Regions from separate parts of the Homo sapiens genome. Here region 1 is linked to region 2. A link is a contact called in ENCODE POLR2A ChIA-PET data. All regions are on one chromosome and are shown on one strand. The core of a region is the stretch at or near the end of the contact, and the rest is flanking DNA. Distances in the headings are between cores, read along the strand shown.

Region 1 (6,187 bases), core at 1,157-3,656, 590 kb before region 2:
AGAATAAAATTGAAATTTTAAAATACAGAATATACAATTAAATTTGAGTTTCAGATGCACAATGAATTCTTTTTTAAATATGTCCCATGCAATATTTGGGACATTAAAATAAAAATACAGGATGTCCACTTAAATTTGAATTTCAGATGCAAATGAATAATTTTTTTAGTATAAGTAAGTCCCAAGCAATATTTGGAGGCATATCTATACTAAAAAAGTATTTGGGTCAAGTGTGGTAGCTCACACCTGTAATCCCAGCACTTTGGGATGCCAAGGCAAGAGGACTGCTTGAGTCCAGGAGTTGGAGACCAGCCTGGGCAACATGGCAAGACTCTGTTTCTACAAAAAATTAAAAAGTTAGCTGGGTCTGGTGGCGCACACCTGTAATCCCAGCTACTCTGGAGGGTGAGGTGGGAGGATGGCTTGAGCCTGGAAGGTAGAGGATGCATGAACATGAGCCATGTTCACACCACTGCACTCCAGCCTGGGTGACAGAGAACCCATCTAAAAAAAAAAAATAAAAATTTGTTGTGCATCTGAAATTCAAATTTAAGTGGTATCCTATATTTGATTTGCTAAATCTGGCAACCCTAGAAAGAGTTAATTGAGTTTTTACAGCCACCTCCCATTTGAGCCATTCTTCCATTTAAAGGGTCAGTCTATTCCCTAAGAAGCCCCAGGTGTGGAGACTGAAACGGTCCTTCAAGATATATTCTAGTCAGGCTCCTTCTCCAAAGAAAGAGGAGACTGGAGAGGGGCCAGGCACAGGATGGTATAGCTGAGGAAGAAGGGCCTTCTCCATTTCCTTTCTTCCTCCTCCACCCTCTCTGAGTGGCTGGGGGAGAGTGGAAATAGATGCCTGCATGGGGCCGGGGGCAGAAGTGTCTGTCATTGGTCCTCATATAGGAGCAGAGTAAAAGTGCTGAGCTGCTCATATCTAACTTTAGGAGGCCAAAAGCACTCTTCTCTGCCTGGGTCTGGTTACACTGGGTGGAGCATTGGGGTGTACATGGTGGGATGGCCAGGAGAGCCTCCTGAAGAAGTTGGTGGGGTTATTTTTAGGCTTTGGGTTTGCATCTAATGTTGCCCTTTTGGCCACACTTCCCCCCACCTGCTACAGTGTCACTGTCACCAGTGAGGTCCAACAGGCACCAAGAGGAGAGAGGAAGAGAAAGAAGGAGAGAGAAGAGAGTTCTGACTGTTGGACAAGCTGAGGAAGGGAGGGGGCAGAATTTCTCTAGTCCTTGTAATTAAGACTGGGTGCTCCATGGCAACCCCATCCTCCCAAATTTTAGTTGGGGCTGGACACAGCTCATGCCTGTTATCTCAGCACTTTGGGAGGCTGAGGCAGATGGATCACTTGAGCCCAGGAGTTTGAGACCAGCCTGGGCACATGGCAAACCCTGTCTCTAGGAAAAAAAAAAATACAAAATTTAGCTGGGTGTGGTAGCATGCCAGTAGTCCCAGCTACTTGAGAGGCTGAGGTGGGAGGATTGCCTGAGCCAGGGAGGTGGAGGTTGCAGTGAGCCGAGATTGTGTCACTGCACTCCAACCTGGGTGACAGAGCCAGATTCTGTCTCAAAAAGCAAAAGAATTTTTTTTCATTTTTTTTTTTTAAAGCTGGGCAGGCGTGTTGGTCTTTTTTGACTTGTTAAGGATGAGAAAGGGGAGTGTGGAGAACACGCTGCCCTTACCCTAGGTATAACTGGAGGAAACGAGCCAAGGGAGTCCTACCTCTTAAGAAGAGTTTAATTCGGGCTGGGTGCGGTGGCTAACGCCTGTAATCCCGGCACTTTGGGAGGCCGAGGTGGGTGGATCATCTGAGGTCGGAGTTTGAGACCAGCCGGACCAACGTGCAGAAACCCCACCTCTACTAAAAATATATCAAATTAGCCGGGTGTGATGGTGCATGCCTGTAATCCCAGCTACTCGGGAGGCTGAGGCTGGGAATTGCTTGAACCTGGAAGGCTGAGGTTGCGGTGAGCCGAGATCGTGCCATCACACTCCAGCCTGGGCAACAAGGGCGAAACTCTGTCTAAAAAAAACCACAAAAAATCAAACAAACAAAAAGAAGAGTTTAATTCTCTTAGTCAGCCCATGTACTACCCATCAACTGGAGGGGGAAATATCAGAAAATTCAGGGTCTTCTGGTTAGCCACTATTTCTGCCTTTGCTAAACATACCTCTGTTTTTGTATATTTTCCATACCCATTGCTAACCTTCCCCTCACTTTGTCTTCTTTTCAGGATCACTTCCAGAAGTTCCTTCCAACAGTGGGGGGACAGCTGGGCACAGCTGGTCAGGGATTCTCATACAGCAAGAGCAACGGCAGAGGCGGCAGCCAGGCAGGGGGCAGTGGCTCTGCCGGACAGTATGGCTCTGATCAGCAGCACCATCTGGGCTCTGGGTCTGGAGCTGGGGGTACAGGTGGTCCCGCGGGCCAGGCTGGCAGAGGAGGAGCTGCTGGCACAGCAGGGGTTGGTGAGACAGGATCAGGCAAGTACACTCACCCAAGAGTAATGTGTTTGGTCCCTAGAGCAGAGTTGTCCCAGGAATGATGTCTACGCTGAGTGTGGGGAGCAGAGGAGGTCAGTTTAAATATCTTAATATTAAATATAATAATATCAGTTTAAATATCATAAATATCTTGGTGAATTACCTGGGTCCAGGAGTATATAGAGATGTGTCTATTCTACCCAGAAGCCTTGTTTTTCAGTTACTTTCCTGGCTTTTCGGATTCAGTCACAGATCTGCCCACAGACTATCATTATGCCACAAACCTTATACAATTACCAGGATATTATATCTTTAGTCCCTGGCTCTTGCAATTTCCCTAGTGTAGGGGCGTGGGATTACCTTTCATTGGCTACTAAATGCTATTATTTGACTGAATTTTCTCTCCCATGGCTACCAGGAGACCAGGCAGGCGGAGAAGGAAAACATATCACTGTGTTCAAGACCTATATTTCCCCATGGGAGCGAGCCATGGGGGTTGACCCCCAGCAAAAAATGGAACTTGGCATTGACCTGCTGGCCTATGGGGCCAAAGCTGAACTTCCCAAATATAAGTCCTTCAACAGGTAGGGGTGGTGAGGAAGGAACCAGATGCATTCTAGTGTGAGGCACTGTGTCTTTAGTTAGGATGGAGACTAATTCAAATGTTTCAGAAGGAGGCTAAGGAGAGATGGCAGGGATATGGGGGTCCTAATCAAAGGCCCTGCTCTTTTCACTCTATCTCAGCTTCATCATAGCAGTGTGATGAAGGAAAAAATTTGCTGGGAGGCAGGATTTGAATTCTAGCTCAATGGTCATTTATTAGCTGTGTAGGCATGGGAAAATCACTCTACCTCTGAGCCTGGGTTGCTTTGAACGTTACACTTATTTATTTTTTGTCTTTTTTTTGCTTCCTTTTTGTGGAGAATGGGGTCTCGCTATATCGCCCAGGCAGGTCTCGAACTCCTGGGCTCAAGCTATCCTCCCGCCTCTGCCTACCTGAGACCTGGGATTACAGGGGTGAGCCACCGTGCCCGGCCTGCTTTGAATGTTAAATGCGAATAACATTTTACATGTCTGAAGGCCTCTTGAGGCTCTCTTCCATTCAAGGTTAGGATGCCATTATTCTCCCTGTAATATGATTCTATTTCCTTATACTTTTTTCTTTTCTTTCTTTCCTTCTTTTTCTTTGACTCAGTTTTGCTCTTGTTGCCCAGGCTGGAGTGCAGTGGCATGATCTCAGCTCACTGCAACCTCCGCCTCCTGGGTTCAAGTGATTTTCCTGCCTCAGCCTCCCTAGTAGCTGGCATTATAGGCACCCGCCACCACGCCCAGCTAATTTTTGTATTTTTAGTAGAGATGGGGTTTCACCATGTTGACCAGGCTGGTCTCAAACTCCTGACCTCAGGTGATCTGCCCGCCTCGGGCTCCCAAAGTGCTGGGATTACAGGCGTGAGCCACCATGCCTGGCCACCCTGCTTTAGATGGCTCTAAGTCTCTGTTCTTTTGGAATTAGGCTTCTCTAGCCCATGGAGAGGAGGTCTGTGTGAAAGGATAGGGAAGAGCTAGAAAGGTACTCTTGTATTTGGTCCTAAGGAGCCTGGATTTTCCAGGCAACAATAATTACTCTTAGCCAGGCTATCCACTGTCCACTAGGGTTGGAGAGAGGGGGTCTCTATATTGCAATTTTTTTTTTTTTTTTTGAGACAGAGTCTTGCTCTGTTGCCCAGGCTGAAGTGCAGTGGTGCAGTCTCGGCTCACTGCAACCTCCACCTCCTGGGTTCAAGCAATTCCTATACCTCAGCCACCTGAGTAGCTGGGATGACAGGGGTGCGCCACCATGCCCAGCTAATTTTTTTTTGGGGGGGGGGTGTTTGTATTTTTAGTAGAGATGGCGTTTCACCACGTTGACCAGGCTAGTCTCAAACTCCTGGTCTCAAGTGATCCACCCACCTTGGCCTCCCAAAATGCTGGGATTACAGGCGTGAGCCACCGCACCGCACCTGGCCTTTCTACATTGTCATGTAAGGTGACCTCAGGCCCTTGGGTCTATAGTATTTGGGGTCACTTTCTCTGAAATGCTGGTCTGGGTCACAGCTATCCAAGAGTCTCTAGTACACACTAGACTCCTTTTCTCATTATTAGCTTTGGGGAAACAAGCTAACCAGGAAGGCAAAATGGGATGCTAAGGAAGAAGAAGGAGTACAGATGCAATCCCAAACTAGAATTCACAGACTTCCCTATTCTCAAAGAGGGTAGCATCTCATGATAAGGCTCTGTTTCTTTTATTCTGATTCTTAATTAAATAATGTGTCCCCTTCTCAGGACGGCAATGCCCTATGGTGGATATGAGAAGGCCTCCAAACGCATGACCTTCCAGATGCCCAAGTTTGACCTGGGGCCCTTGCTGAGTGAACCCCTGGTCCTCTACAACCAAAACCTCTCCAACAGGCCTTCTTTCAATCGAACCCCTATTCCCTGGCTGAGCTCTGGGGAGCCTGTAGACTACAACGTGGATATTGGCATCCCCTTGGATGGAGAAACAGAGGAGCTGTGAGGTGTTTCCTCCTCTGATTTGCATCATTTCCCCTCTCTGGCTCCAATTTGGAGAGGGAATGCTGAGCAGATAGCCCCCATTGTTAATCCAGTATCCTTATGGGAATGGAGGGAAAAAGGAGAGATCTACCTTTCCATCCTTTACTCCAAGTCCCCACTCCACGCATCCTTCCTCACCAACTCAGAGCTCCCCTTCTACTTGCTCCATATGGAACCTGCTCGTTTATGGAATTTGCTCTGCCACCAGTAACAGTCAATAAACTTCAAGGAAAATGAACTCATTCTTCCTTTGATATTTGAGAGCAGATGAAAGCCGAGGCTAACAATGCACAGAGACTAATTAAAGCCAAATACTAAACATTAATTATGCAAACTTTAAGACAGATCTGAGCTCCAGTTGCTTACACACCTACACCCATACGCACAAAACCACATTCATAGTTACTTACAAAGACGTTTATTCAATAGTACATGAGACAAATAATCACGCACAAACACATGTGCCGGCCCAAATGTTGGCAAAGCTAAAAAGCTGCTGTGCACCGCAGTTGGGAAATGGGTGTTGGTGACCCTGGTGTTCACCCGCTTTATGTAGTTGATTAGAAGCTGGTATAATCAGGGTTATCCTGATTGTCACAGACTAGAGCATGCCATAAAGTTTCCAGATTATACCAAAGTGGGTTTAGGAATATAAGTGTCAAAGATTACACATTCCCAAAAGGATGAAATAGAATAGGGGGCCATGTGGAATCCAGAAGGAAATGGGAGAAACCAGCTACAGTTATAGTATGCCAGGCTCTGTGTTGAACACAGCAAGAAAAGATCTAAGGGTTACAAGGGCACTACAGTGGTACCTAGAAAGCAGTATGGTTGGGAAGAAATCTTAAGAGCCCGATAGGAATGCGCAACAATATTCTTTTTGCTCATTACAAGGATGGGGACTCTCTAAGAGTCCCAGGCCTACTGCCATGTTCCACAAAGTAAGACTAATGCAGATCAGAAAGAATGAAAAGATGGCAATAAGATCTGAGAAAATAACTTCTAAGGAGAGCTGGCTGAATTCAGTCAACTCCATGAGCTGCTAATGGTTAGATTAAGTTTGCCAGAATCTGCATTAGATGGATCATATTTTAGTGCA
Region 2 (6,441 bases), core at 3,341-5,840:
TTTTTCTCTGAGACGGAGTCTCGCTCTGTTGCTCAGGCTAGAGTGCAGTGGCGCCATTTCGGCCCCTGGGTTCACGCCATTCTCCTGCCTCAGCCTCCTGAGTAGCTGGGACTACGGGCGCCTGCCACCACGCCCAGCTAATTTTTTGTATTTTTAGTAGAGATGGGGTTTCACCTTGTTAGCCAGGATGGTCTTGATCTCCTGACCTCGTGATCCGCCTGCCTCGGCCTCCCAAAGTGCTGGGATTACAGGCGTGAGCCACTGCACCTGTTCCCTCATTAAACATTTTCTTTTCTGTTTCATTACTAAATATTTTAGTATGTATCTTTTAAAGATACAAATTCAAAATAACTACAATACCATTATCACCTAAAAATTCACAAGTTTTGTAATATCAAATATCTAGTGTTCAAATTTCCGCAGTAAGCAGAAATTTTTATTGCTCTTAATAACTCTTAAGGAACAAAATAAAACTGTAGATATAAAACAAAGAGTCTGCTAATTTCCCGGTTTGTTAATGTAACACATACTCAACTTTGCCTAAGATCAAAAGAACATTCTTGCCAGGCACGATGGCTCATGCCTGTAATCTCAGCACTTTGGGAGGCCAAGGTGGGTGGATCACCTGAGGTCAGGAGTTCAAGACCAGCCTGGCCAACATGGTGAAACCCCATCTCTACTAAAAATACAAAAAGTTAGCCGAGCATGGTGGCAGGGGCCTGTAATCTCAGCTACTTGGGAGGCTGAGGCAGGAGAATTGCTTGAACCCAGGAGGCAGAGGCTGCAGTGAGCCGAGATCAAGGCATTGCAGTGCAGCCTGGGTAACAGAGCAAGACTTTGTCTAAACAAAAACAAAAACAAAAAATTCTTTTTCTCAGAATAGCTACATTCATCTCATCATTATATAAAAGACTTACTAAAAATTAAAGCCTTGGATTTGACTCTAGGTAAAGTGCATGGAGAATAAACATGAATCATTATTTGTTTTAGTATACTATTAGTATAATAATTGAAACAGACTACTCATATTCCTGCTTATGTGACATACTTGTTTTTGTTTTGTTTTGTTTTTTTGAGACAGCTTCTTGCTCTGTCACCCAGGCTGGAGTGTAGTGGCATGATCATGGCTCACTGCAACCTCTACCTCCTGGGCTTAAGCAGTCCTCCCATTTCAGCCCCTCAAGTATGTGGGACTACAGGCAAGTGCCCTCATGTCCGGCTAATTTTTTAAATTTTTTGTAGAGACGAGATTTCGCTGTGTGACCTAGGCTGATCTTGGTCTCCTTGGGCTCAAGTGATCCTCCTACCTCAGCATCCCAAAGTGCTGGGGTTATAGGCATGAGCCACCATGCCAGGCCTGACATACTTGTTTAATTAAGAGAAGTAGGCAACAAAATAACTTATTAATATAATACATAGATGATTGAAGGGAATTTGTTTTGTTGACTGCTCTATTTTTATACTGCCTAATAAAAGCATCTGGGATCTTTGTTTAATAACTTATTTTTTCTTTTTCAGAGCTATCCATTTTTTATTTTGCCCTTAAAAAAATTCCTTTTTTTTTTTTTTTTTTTTTGCCACAAGCATTTAACTGTGAGGTATTTAGGAAAACCTAGTTTTTTTTTTCTTCTAGAAACTTTTTGTCTCTGGGTGCTTTCCAGTTACTTTGTGCCATTTAGAGCAATGCCAGGCATTCATTTAATATTTTCATAAACATGGCTTTTTTTTCATATTTAAACATTTGAACTTTATTTTGATGAGTGAAGGGTTAAAAGAGATACACTACCTTTCTCCTTATTTAAGACCTCGCCTCTCTCACCCAGAAAATAATCATTAATACTGTATTTAAAATTCTGAACATCCTGTTTGAGGCAAAATATTTGCAGAGTACTGCTTCTTTTGTATGTTTTTCCAGAGATACTCTGTATATGCAAGCATGATTATTGTCTCTTATCTGCATAGGAATAGATATTAAAAGTATTATTACTGTAATATATTCATCATATTCTTAACTTTATGTTTAGACCCCTCGGAGACAGAAAAAACTCTTTTGCCGCTACCATGATGGAAACCGTAATCCTAAATTTATTCTGGCTCCAGCTAAACAGGAGGATGAATGGGACAAGCCTCGTATTATTCGCTTCCATGATATTATTTCTGATGCAGAAATTGAAATCGTCAAAGACCTAGCAAAACCAAGGGTAAATAATGTTTTCTTTCTTTCTCCTCAATTTACTGTACCTTTGTATCAATTTTTCTTTGTAAAAAAATAGGATAATTGATATACGAATAATGCCACAGATTTTTTAAAGATATTTTGCCTCAGCATAATGGAGTTACTAATGATGCTGTGTTTATGCCAGTTTTTCCATTTGTTATCAACACAAGTAATGTACCCTTAACTGGGTTTTAAGCACTGAATTATGAAAATTATTGTGAGATTTTTATTCACCATTAACAAATTTGTGTTTCACTGTCTTCCTGATAAACTTTTCTCTGTATTTTGGAGTCTTTTAATCTCAGAGGCTACTCAAAGCCCAGCTTTTTCACTTCTGTATTTTTACTGAAAGAATACCGTGGAAGTATTTTTATTCCCTTTTAGGCACATTGTTACTATTATAAAAAGATATAATTGGGCACAAGTATTATGTTAATTTGAAATGGTGATAGTTTTCTGACTTTAACCCACAGAATTTATCTTAAAAAGAAAAAGAATCTAACGTAAACCCAATCTATAAGCTTAGTGTTGAGCATAAAAACTCTTTAGTGAGAATGTGGAAAAGACTACCCTTTATGCTCTTGCCTTTTCCCCCATCAGCTTGTTCTTAAAACATATTTGGTCTTCTTGATAGTAAAATACAAGCTGCCATCACTTTCATAAAGAGATTGTTGAATAAATTCTAGGCATGCTTTGCTGTCTTACACAGGAGTTGGCAGATTTTTTCCATAAAGGTCAATATTAGATATTTTTTAGGCTTTGGAGGCCATATGATCTCTGTCATGACTATTTAGTTCTGCCATTATAGTGCAAAAGCAGCCAAAGAAAATATGTAAATGAAAGAGTGTGGCTATATTACAGTAAAATTTTATTTCCAGTGGCAGGTAGCAGGCTGAATTTGGTCTGTGGCCATAGTTTGTTGACCCTTATTATATCAAAGGTTTGAATTATCTGGATATCTATACTACAAAATGAAGTTAGAATTTCTTTTAGAGTTTTTCTGCTTCTCCAAATTGGTGGTTTTTTTTTTTTTTGGCCAAAGATTACATTATAAATGCAAAAGACTGGTCTAACATTAATATATATTATTGGTGCCATCCAAGGTAATTAATTCATTTCAACTTGGAGATCAAGTTATATTCTGGAGATTCCTCAATTTGGATTGTTTTTGATCAATAAATTTAATGGCAATAAAATTTCATGCTCTCACAACCTCAGAATCATCGTTCCATTAAAAAAAATTGAAATTATTATCTAGGCGGTCACCTCTTTCTTGCTGTTTTTAACATTTATGAGCTCTTTTCCTCTGCCTTTGTTCTCAGTCCAAGATTATTTCACTGTATATGTTAATGAGAGTGGCTATCTTGAAGGGACAAAAGATTGACCTTAAAATGAATTTTAAACATTAACCTGTGCAAACAGTTCCATCACTAAAAAAAATTAAAGTCAAAGGTTTTGGAATGGATCATTAATTGCAAATAGGCATTCTTCTTTTTTTCCCCTTCTCTCCCCACCCCCAGATGGCTATTTTAACTGTAAATTAGACTTCAAATTTTAGATATGTCTCTTTTTCTTACTGTCATGTCCTTTCACCATTGAAAGAAATTTAATTTCCAATCTCTTTTGTTTGTATGTCCTCCATCTATGCAAAACAAAAAATTGAAGAAAAAAAAAAAACCCCAAAAACCTAAAAAACTAACTGGCTTTCAAGGCTCAGCACAAGGTGACTGGAAGTGTATGGAGTTATTTTCTCTTTTTAGCCTCCTTTGTAAAAACCCTGGAATTCTGACTGGTTGGGTAAATGTGATTCAGTTTTTTGTTTTGTAATGCAACTATTTTGATGGTTGGCTTCACAGCTGAGGCGAGCCACCATTTCAAACCCAATAACAGGAGACTTGGAGACGGTACATTACAGAATTAGCAAAAGGTAAGAGATGTGTATGCTGCATATTTTGCCCTCTAATGAGTGTTTTATACATCTTACAGGAATTATTCATTTAAGGAAAGTGGGTCATTTTCAGTCACCAGCTCAAGTCACCACCCTGTATATAAACAGGATAACGCATGGATAAACTGCTTTGTGTTTCACAGGTCTTTCTCCTTCACTAGAAGTTCTGTTTTTAACCTTTAATTGGTATGTTATTTTTAGGGAATTAATATGCTTTTTATCTTTCTTCAGATCAGGTGTCAAATATCCAGGAAGTGGCCTGATACTTGTTTTCTTTTTCCCTTTTGTTGCCAAAGGGGGAAATAAAGCAGCAGCCTCCTGAATCTGGGAGTAGTAGTCTTCACCTATGCAGTTTTCTCATATTCATAAATGCTGCGGTGATTCATATCCTCCTTCATGGTGATTACGTTGGCATTTGTTCATACATCTTGTAAAATAACATTGTCATTATGTAGTAATCTGTATTCCTCCTGTTTGAGTTTTTTATTTAAAAAAATTCGCTGACTCAAAAGTTGGCAGTAGGAAGAACAGAGTTACGCTTCTGAGCTCTGTCTTCCAAAAATTAGTTGTAAACTTAGTTGCCTTTTACTTTGCCAGAGAGATTTAAAAACAGTTTTATCTCAGTGAGAGGTTTGAAAAATGAATTTAAGGAGTCTACTATTTTTTTTCAAAATATTTAAATAACTTCTAGATCTGAGAAAGTTTCTGTGAAACCCAGTGCTATAAATCATTTACATACAGCTTCAAATGATTTTTTGTTTAAAAAAAGTGAAAGGACAATAAATCTACAACAAAAATCTGTCAACTCATTTTCTCTTGATTTGGAAGTGGCTGTTCTTACTGCCACTTTTCTAAATGTTTTTGTGGATTCGAGACCATTACCCACCATCCAGACCAATCTGAACCCTTCCAATCACCTGTGGCTTGGCAAAACAAAACAAACAAAAAGCCCAAAATTGCCTGCTACTGGAGTAAGTCCTTGTCCTTTCTCTTTTTTTGTAGCTGAGCCGAGCTACAGTACATGACCCTGAGACTGGAAAATTGACCACAGCACAGTACAGAGTATCTAAGAGGTAAGGGAGTAATGGAGAGAACTTTAGTCATATTTGGACCATTTCTTTCTTGGGAATCTAATTTTCTGAAAACTCATGATATAGTTTCTAAGACCTAGGTGGTTAGGCATAGATGTTTGATAATATCTGTGCTGGAGTTTTCATGACGGACTAATAAACATGGTTATGGGGCAGTTAATAGGGGTTTTCCAAAGTAACATTAACTTACATAATGTCTGTTGAGGCTCCCCAAACTTTGATAAGTGAAATGTGTTCTCATATTGAACTAAGAGAAGTTCCCAAATTCCCTTCATTAAACAAGGCCTCTTTTGGACTCTGCAGTAAAGCAGGGGTTTAAAAATCTCAGGGTCACCTAGTAGCTGCAGGTATTGCGTAAGTAAGTGCCTTTATAACAAAGCCTTTGCAAGTTCCTTGCTTTTAACAGTGTTTAAAGATAATCTTATTAGGTTATTAGTTGATTGATCACTAAAATGTTTTTTAAAAAGAGCTCACTGTGTAACTTAGAGCTCACAGAATTGGGTGACAGTATTACAATAGAACTCCTTTTCCATCTACTTGTGAAGGTTTCTCGGCTCTCATGAAAATAGAAATATCTTTGTGCTGAATTTTTATTCTAACAAGTAGAATATTTATCCACAGACACAATAACTAATGAAATATAACAAACATAAGCCCCATCCATCTCATTAGGAACATCTTAATACATTTTCACTTGTTTATACTTGATAATGATTGTTTAGTCATGTTATTTAGATTAACAAATGTGAATAATAATTATAGTAACAATCCAGAAGATACTATCTTTAACACAGCCTTTTTATAGGTCTTTAACACAGGCTTTTTGTTTTAGGAAATTCATATTTTTGTTAATTGTATAAATATTTTTAATATAGATAAGTATAATGTGATAAATAAAAGATTTTCAGGCATAAAAATGTGTCACTGTAGGACAAGGTTTCTTAACCTTATCAATAGCACTATTGACATTTTGAGTCAGATAATTCTTGTTCTTGGGGGCTATCTTCAGCTTTGTAGGATGTTTAATAGCATCTGTGGTTCACTGGATGCCAGTAGCACCCTTCCTTAAGTTGTGACAATCAAAAATGTCTCCAGACATTGTCAAATGTCCCCTGATAGGTAAAATCCCCACCACTACCTCTAGTGACTCCACCCCTGTTGAGAATTAACTGTTCTAGGATAAG

The links. ChIA-PET counts read pairs that join two places held with the same protein, here RNA polymerase II (POLR2A).
Region 1: POLR2A ChIA-PET joins it to region 2 with 11 read pairs in HEK293. The contact joins two enhancer-like sites. POLR2A ChIA-PET finds 5 or more read pairs at or near these places in 3 of 52 experiments (BJ, H1 and HEK293).

Annotation. Positions count from the first base shown.
Region 1 is chr10:73,630,793-73,636,979 of GRCh38, reverse strand. It overlaps MYOZ1 (myozenin 1), which reads left to right. Exons shown (of 6, transcript NM_021245.4): 4 at 2,247-2,496; 5 at 2,915-3,080; 6 at 4,819-5,368. The coding sequence ends at 5,050. Among named protein-coding and RNA genes, the nearest start is that of MYOZ1, 7.6 kb to the left of the region's middle. Within about 2 kb of position 2,406, at least 2 of the 41 ENCODE cell types and tissues checked have a DNase peak (open chromatin) inside an H3K27ac peak, as active enhancers do.
Region 2 is chr10:73,042,685-73,049,125 of GRCh38, reverse strand. It overlaps P4HA1 (prolyl 4-hydroxylase subunit alpha 1), which reads left to right. Exons shown (of 15, transcript NM_001017962.3): 8 at 2,025-2,201; 9 at 4,075-4,145. Among named protein-coding and RNA genes, the nearest start is that of P4HA1, 51 kb to the left of the region's middle. Within about 2 kb of position 4,590, at least 4 of the 41 ENCODE cell types and tissues checked have a DNase peak (open chromatin) inside an H3K27ac peak, as active enhancers do.